Linked DNA regions of Homo sapiens: regions 1 and 2 are each linked to region 3. A link is a loop called in an ENCODE intact Hi-C map of the cell type or tissue named here. Cell type or tissue: PC-3. All regions are shown on one strand.

What was found. Hi-C counts contacts between places; a loop is a spot of excess contacts. Peaks named below come from ENCODE experiments on the same cell type or tissue, not always from the same donor. Only the 100,000 strongest peaks of a DNase experiment are listed, where the experiment ranks them.
Region 1: it touches region 3 in a loop (19-fold over the local background); 10 of 110 quality-filtered maps call a loop at or near these places.
Region 2: it touches region 3 in a loop (21-fold over the local background); 49 of 110 quality-filtered maps call a loop at or near these places.

The regions. Positions count from the first base shown.
Region 1 is chr3:10,982,185-10,984,684 of GRCh38, forward strand. No RefSeq gene overlaps it. Among named protein-coding and RNA genes, the nearest start is that of SLC6A1, 9.3 kb to the right of the region's middle. RefSeq lists an enhancer at 932-1,710. In PC-3, CTCF peaks have their summits at 1,308 (motif pointing left) and 1,510; DNase peaks (open chromatin) are centred at 827 and 1,307; H3K4me3 peaks cover 356 bases.
Region 2 is chr3:10,882,249-10,884,748 of GRCh38, forward strand. The region is part of intron 6 of SLC6A11 (solute carrier family 6 member 11); the gene reads left to right. Among named protein-coding and RNA genes, the nearest start is that of SLC6A11, 67 kb to the left of the region's middle. In PC-3, a CTCF peak has its summit at 1,456 (motif pointing left); a DNase peak (open chromatin) is centred at 1,803.
Region 3 is chr3:10,757,200-10,759,699 of GRCh38, forward strand. LINC00606 (long intergenic non-protein coding RNA 606) reads right to left here. Exons shown (of 3, transcript NR_152730.1): 3 at 2,143-2,500. Among named protein-coding and RNA genes, the nearest start is that of LINC00606, 5.8 kb to the right of the region's middle. RefSeq lists an enhancer at 1,405-1,699. In PC-3, a CTCF peak has its summit at 1,548 (motif pointing right); DNase peaks (open chromatin) are centred at 302, 692 and 1,592; H3K27ac peaks cover 1,452 bases.

The DNA.
Region 1 (2,500 bases), 220 kb after region 3:
AAGCCAACTCTCAGGGAAGCAGAGCTGAGAAATGGAGGCTGGGGGCGGGGATGGATCCAGCCATGCTGACAAGATATACTCCTGGCATTTTAGCTGTGCAAGTCGATAAATTTCATTTGATGTTTCAGGTGGTTTCAGCTCAGATTCCATCTCCTGCAAGCAAAAGAATTTAGGATGGAGTCACACTCTAGATCTGAATTGAATGAGTCAGATGGCCCTTTGACATCCTAAGGCCAGTGACTTCTAGGTTTTATCTTTAGCCAAATAAAAATTGTATCAAAATAATCAGTAGCCCTTTGACATTCTAAGGCCAATGACTTCTAGGTTTTATCTTTAGCCACGCAAAAATTGTATCAAAATAATCAGTAGCCCTTTAACATCCTAAGGCCAGTGACTTCCAGGTTTTATCTTTAGCCACACAAAAATTATATCAAAATAATCAGTAGAAGTCCAGCTTATAAAAGTGCAACTGTACTAGTTGAATTCAAGATAGATACCCTTGAGCCCCTCAAAGTAGGGTGCATGATTGAGCCAGCTACCAGGGTGGGCAATAGGAGTTCAATTGCATGGGGGAAACTCTATCACACAAGGAAATATCACTCACATGTAACTGCCTCCCAGAGGCACCTCCACAGGAAGATCCAGGGATCAGTGGGGTCCCAGGACTGGGACCATTGTCCTGTACCACCCCTGTAACAATCCAGCTGAACAAACAGAAAGTCCAAGAGGGAAAGTGACTTGCCCAGAATCACATGTTTGAGTGACAGCTGGAATCCAGGTGAGCCACTCTCTGCACCTCCCCGACCGTATTTTTTAAGTTTCTGTGACTCACACGCCACATCAAAAAGGTTTTTTTTGAAACATTCATGCCACTGTTTAGGAATTTTGCCAGGACTGCACGTACTCAGATTGTCATTGACTTAATATCTTTCTTTAAATAAATCCCTACTTTTAAACTACAATAAACTTATTTAAAAGGAAACATTCCACCACTGCCACTACAAATAGAAAGCTAATATCCCTTGCCAAAATAGAAATTGTTAAAATAAATACAACAAAAATAACAAACAAAGAGCAATGTTATTAAATTCCAGCCAGACTCCGTTTCAGGAAGGAAGCTGAGGCCAGCTCTGTATTGAAAAAGGAGATTAGCAAGGATTGGAGAGGTGTTAAATTCATGGCAGCACCACTGTGAGACTTTCTTTTTCATGTGAACAGAAGGATTAGGTGTGAATTGAAGAGGAGGTCACTTTCCACGTTTGCGAGTCTGTGTCATCTAGTGCCAGGTCCAGGTCTCACCCGGAATCCTCTCCTGGCCCTCTAGTGGTAGAATCTGACACTAGGGAAAATTCTGCCATAGGCCAGTGCTTCTGCAACTTTAATGTGCAGGTGAGTTTCCTGGGGTTTTGTTAAATGCAGATTCTAATTAAACAGATTGGAGATGAAGGGCCGAGATTCTGCATAATAGTAAGTTCCCAGGTGAGACCAATGCAGCTGATGGTCCATGGATTACACTTTGAGGACAGTCTAGACCAGGGGTCAGCAAACTATGAATTATCAGCCAAGTCTGCAGCCCCACAACCTGTTTTTGTGACTAAAGTCTTCTTAGAACACTGCCATGCTCGCTTGCTTATATATTATCTTGTGGATTACACAGCAGAGTTGAATAGTTGCAACAGAGATCTTACGGCCTGCAAACCCTAAAATATTTACTACCTGGTCTTCTTCCAAGGAAGTTTGCTGACCCCCTGGTCTAGACAGCAGACCCTTAGGCCTTCACAGGTCCCTGACTGCCAAGGCCATAGGGAAAGGGGCCCGGCAACATGTCCAACTGTCATCTTGGCCACCCACTCCTCAGCAAAGGCAGGCACTAAAAAACTTTTTTTTTTTTAATGTAAGTAAAGGTGCCCGTATAGAATGCAGTATCAACAAGAGTAGCAATGGGTAAATATTTTAATAGGTTAAGGATCAGGGTTGTCAGATGAGGAATTAAATTGCCTTTGAACCCTCTGAGTGAAAGGGTTGCAGAGCATCCCTTAGCACCATGGATGTGGAACCAGAGCCCTGTGCCCGTCGCCTTCGGCCTCAGAGCCCTGTGCCCGTCGCCTTTGGCCTCAGAGCCCTGTGCATGTCGCCTTCGGCCTCAGAGCTCCTTCTTGTTGAAAGAGGCAGGTTTGGCTTCTTAGTAATGGAGACTCAGAGCTCTTAAATGGGCTGCTGGCAAATCTACCAAAGTTCAACACACACCTCCCCAGGACCTGCAATCCCACTCCTAGGTATTAGAAAGACAATTCTGCAAGTGAGTCTTGGCCTAAAAATGCATGGCTTTTTATCATGAAATCAGTAAGTGTGGAAGAAGAACCACTGAACAGAAGTGCATTCACATGTGCACCTGAGGGCATGTATAAAAATGTTCTCAGCAGCACTATTTAGAGTACCCTGGAGCAGAAAACAATCCAGTGTCCATCAACTGGAGAATGGAAAAATACATTGCAACATA
Region 2 (2,500 bases), 130 kb after region 3:
CAGAAGTGGGGAGAATAGCTTCTCCACTGATCAAGAGAGAGAAGTGTGAAAATTGTTTGAAAGTCTAACGGGGTGCCCGCCCGACCGGTGCAGTCACAATGAAGGTCCCAACCACCTTATTTAAAATCTTACCACCACCCCACGTGCTCCTGGTGCATCTCATCTGTCTTCCCAGCTTGCACTCATCACCATCGCAGATGCCATTCAGTTTGCATCACCGTTCTCCACCCACTAGGATGTACGCCCCATGCAGGTGGAGAATTTATCTGTTACTTGCCCTGTTCAATCTCCAGACCTGGAACAGTCCCTGCAACACAGGAAGGGCTCAGGAGATATTTTTTGAATGAATCGAAGGAAGGACCAAACAAGTGAACAAAGGAAGGAAGGAAAGACAGAAGGAAGAACAATTTCTAGTACAGCCTGTGTTCTTTTGCGTTACGGTTGCAGTTGTGAGTGTGCTCTTCAGAAAGCGGTATTCTTGGTGTAGTGGGATCTGGTGTGGAGGCGAGGAAATGGGAGTCACTCTGCTGCCACTGGCCAGATGGTGACCAACAGCCTGCCCCTTGACCTCTCTGGGCTCCAGGTTCTCACCTGTGCATTGTGGGTAAGAATATCGGCCGCACAGGGAGGCAGTGGGGCAAGTGTGCACATGAGGCCCAGAGCACCTCCACGTTTCCCTTCTGGCACCCAGCCTAGGGCCTGGGAGCCAGAAGAGCTCTGGAACACCGGTGGCAGTCCTCATTTTTGCCTCCACCTTGCCAGCTCTGGGCAGGACGAGTCAGGGCCCCACAGCCCAAGGGGGCGGGGGGCGGGGAGGTGGGGGGGCGCTTTGAACTTGGAACCGAGGACCTTTATTGTGGATCCAGTAAATTAAGTTTCTCGTCAAGAACTTGAAGCGACACAGCAGCTTGCCGCTTTTGTCCCCCAGCAATTTGCATTCCGTGGTCTGTTATAATTTTCTAAACATTTGTTGGTCTTCACTGTCAGCCCCGTGTTCTCTCTGAAGTGTGAAGTGCTTCCACTCCATTTTTTGCCCTCAAAATTTTACTTTCTGTCTTTTCAGTCTTTGGGGAGCTGAGGGGATCTTGCAAGAAATCACATTGTTCCTGCCCCAGATTCCCGCTCCTCTCACTCATCATTGTGTTTCAAGTGTGTGTTTTCAGGGCAAGAACAGAAAGGCCTGTCACAGATCCAAATGGTGGGGTCTGCTTTCTCCGGGCACTGGTGCACCAGTTCCCCAGATCCACCTCCTCTGTGCAGGGAACTGGAGCCTGAGACTAAGGCGTCCAAACTCTGGAGCTGGGATGAAAGATGCCCACACTGTGAGAGCACCTCAGAACACCAAATCTTCCCTGCCTCCCCAACCCACAAAAAGATGAATCAGGGAAAACAAGACCCCAGTTCAAGACCCTACCTGCTGAACCTCACAGATGTTACCATGGAATTGCTGCCACCTGGTGGCAGTGTACTCTGATTCTAAGCAAGGACCCAAAGAAGATTGGGCCTTCTGGCTGTTGGACTTTCAAACAAAAATGTCCATATCGACATCAACACAGAGACATTATATACGGTTTTGAAAATATTGCAAAGTAGTGGCCCTCACTGAGGTGGGGGCCACTACTTGAGACTGAAAATCCCCCAAGGTTTCCTTTCAATGTATTTGTTCCTGAGTTAGTTTCATTGTTCCTAATACCAAGCACTGGAATGTAAAATCAGATCATCACACATGGCGCTTATCTTCAAGGAAATGACAGTCTCTTGACACAGACACATGATTAAGCCAATGACAACAGTGGTGCCGGGCGGTGCTGAGGTTGGAACTGACCTGACAGGTGTACTCCTTCCAGTCAGAGGGTAAATTCCTCTGTAATTAGAGATGCATCACTGATCTAACATCATGCACGCTTAAAGGTAGTGGATGTTTATTCTTTTCTTGTTTCATTCCTGGCTGTTTCAGCAGTGTCTTATGATCCACAGTCCTGGAGGTTGAAACGCTGCTTGGGTACTCATAAAACTACTGATGCTGGTTATCATTGATTGATTGCTGACTTTATGCCAGGTACTGTGCTTTAGAAACTTGTCTTTTAATTTATCCAATCAGCAAATAGTTGAAAATTATTATATTTTAGACATAGGAGCTAAATGCTATATATAGGTAAAATTCTTATGACCTATAAGATAGGACCTGAGGTCTTTTTACATCATCTTATAAGTCATGAGAATTTTAAAGCCTGTGTCTTAAAGGCTCTACCAATGAGAGGACTGAGGCTCTGAGGGGCTGAAGCTTGCACAGCCAGCAGCTGAACCCAGGTGAGTCTGACTTGGCTGTGTGAGGGATACGGTACTGAAACTGTGTCGTGTCTGATTTTCCTGACCTCTCTCTATCCCTGCCCAGTCCTGGGCTGGCATTCCGGCTCTGGAATCTCTGAGCATCCCAAACCTATGTGACAACTTTGCAAGAATCCTAGAATCTTAGCCTTGGGCAGCTTTAATCTCCATT
Region 3 (2,500 bases):
ATCACGGCCCAGACCCTAAGCCCACCATGTCAGCTCAGGGGGTGCAGAGTGCCTCTATAGCCTGGTCCCCTTCACTGGGAACCATCATGACTGAGGGCTGGGTGACCTTGTGCTGGTGGTGCAGGGTGATTTGTGTCCAGGGAACAGGAGGGCACTCCTATCATTGCCACTCGTCTCTCACCCAACGCATATATTCAGATGAAGTCAGGGCAGAGCTGCAGCCACTGCAGCCTTGAAGGGGAAATTCGCATGACTCATTCACTATTACCACGACCGCTCACAACAATAGCTAACGTTGAATACCCATCTTTGAGTCATCCTACTATCAGCTAGCATTTATTTGGGCATCTGGTATGTGCCAGGCACCATGCTCTTTATTCACACTAACCTATTCATCAGCACAACCTCACTACATTGATATATTGTTCAAGATCACCCAGACTGAAGAGGCAGTGCCAGGATTTGGATCCAGGTATCTGATTCCAAAGACTTCACTCTTAACTCTTACCCTGCTCGTCTTTGAGAACTGGCCCATCCAAACATGTTACAGGAGTGAACACAATAGATACAATGTCTGCCTTGTGGTCTAAAAGGAGTCATTCCTGAGCATGTGTGGTGTGCACTGTATCATTTATTTACACAGCAACCTTAAAAGGTGAGGATATTATGATCCATATTTGACACATTGAGGTAGGGCTCAGAGAGGCTGAGTCACTTTCCCCAGGGTCACACAGCTGGGTCTGGGAGGGGTGGAAGGGGTGGATGACAGCTCCAACTTGCCTCTGTGAGAGCTGAAGGGCTCAGGGTGTGTACGTGAGTACTGGGGCTTTTCCAAACTTCCCTGGCTCCTTGCCAGCTTTCCTCAGCCAGAATTTGGGAGTCCTCAGAACCCCACAGAGGGAAGCTAGCATCTTCTTTGTTACACTCTGGACTTCCCAGAGGCGGTTTCCCTGCCCCCAACGTGCTGCATGTGACTTGATCTCTCCGAGCCCCTGCTTTCCGGTCCGTAAATGAGATCTTGAGTGGTCTCATGTATGGTCACTGGCAGGGTCAGTGGGATGCCCAAATAAAACAGCCCATGGAGGAGTAGCAGCAGCAGTGGGTGCTTATACACGGCGGCTCCTTCTCTCAAATCTCAGGACCGCTGTGAGGTCTGGGAAACCCACACCCCCACTGGGAGAACATTAGCTAATAGGAAGCATCAGGAACTTGTCTTCTTTTTAGAGACAGGGTCTCACTCTGTTGCTCAGGTTGGAGTACAGCAGCACAATCATAGCTCACTGCAGCTTCGACCTCCTGGGCTCAAGCCATCCTCCCACCTCAGCCTCCTGAGCAGCTGGGACTACAGATGTGCCACCCTGCCCAGAGGAAGTTTTAAACTTGACCACTATCTCCTAGCTAAGAGAGGGGCATGAAGCCCAGGCCCCAGAGACACGGTTCCTCTGGCCGCAACCTTTGCTTCCAAGCATCTGAGTAACTAACTGCCCATCAGGGATCAGGGGAAAGAGGCCCTTCCGACACCAGCGCAATATTCTTCTGCTTGGCCACATGAGGGCAGCACACGCCTGTATAAAGCACAGCTCTGGCTACAGCTCCGCCTGGGGATGAGGATGTCACTCAGCTTCCAGAAGAACCAGCTGAGTTCATGCTTGCAAAGCCACCAGATCTCTGTGCCCTATTGTGCCTACTCGCCTTACTCTGCCCAGTGTCCCTCCTCCCACCGCCCTTGTTTCACAGATATCATCCAATCCTCTCTCCAAGGTAAGTGTTTACTTTAAGCGTTAAAGCCATAGGCTAAACAGCCTCCCATCATTTTCCGTTCAGCAAATATTTACTGTGCACCTGCTTCATGCCAGGCACTATTCCTGGTGCTGGAGACTCAGTAACAAAACAGGCAGAGATCTCTGTCATCACTGAACTCAGTCTCATGGAATGTTTGGGCTGCTGTCCCCCATGCAACATTTTATTATGTAAAATGTTCAAACATGCAGAAAAGTTGAAAGAATAGCACTCGTGTAATGAACCCCATAGACCCACCATCTTTATCACATAACTGCCCACTTATTTATCTCCTTATCCGTTCACTCTACTTTTAAATGCATTTCCAAATAAGAAGGAGACATCACAATATCTCTGCTTGATATTGTTACCCAGAGGGCAGTTTATTTGTGCCTTTTAAAAGTAAAATCAACATATAGTGTGATGTACAGATCTTAAGTGACCCATCAAATGACTATTGACAAGTACACACACTTGTCCACCCAAATAGAATCAAGATAGAAAACACTGTTAGCTGCCTTTTATTAGCTCTGCAATTTTGGGCTGGTTATTTAACTTTTCTGGATTAGTTTTCAGAGTTAAAAAAACAAAGTTGTTGAGAGAATTAAATGAAATAATATGTGACAGTGCCTGGGGCACAACAGACACATGGGTTAAGCAGTCAGCCTGCCTCAGTGGAGTTCCCACTCCACTATGTTCTGGCTGTGTGACTTTGGACAAG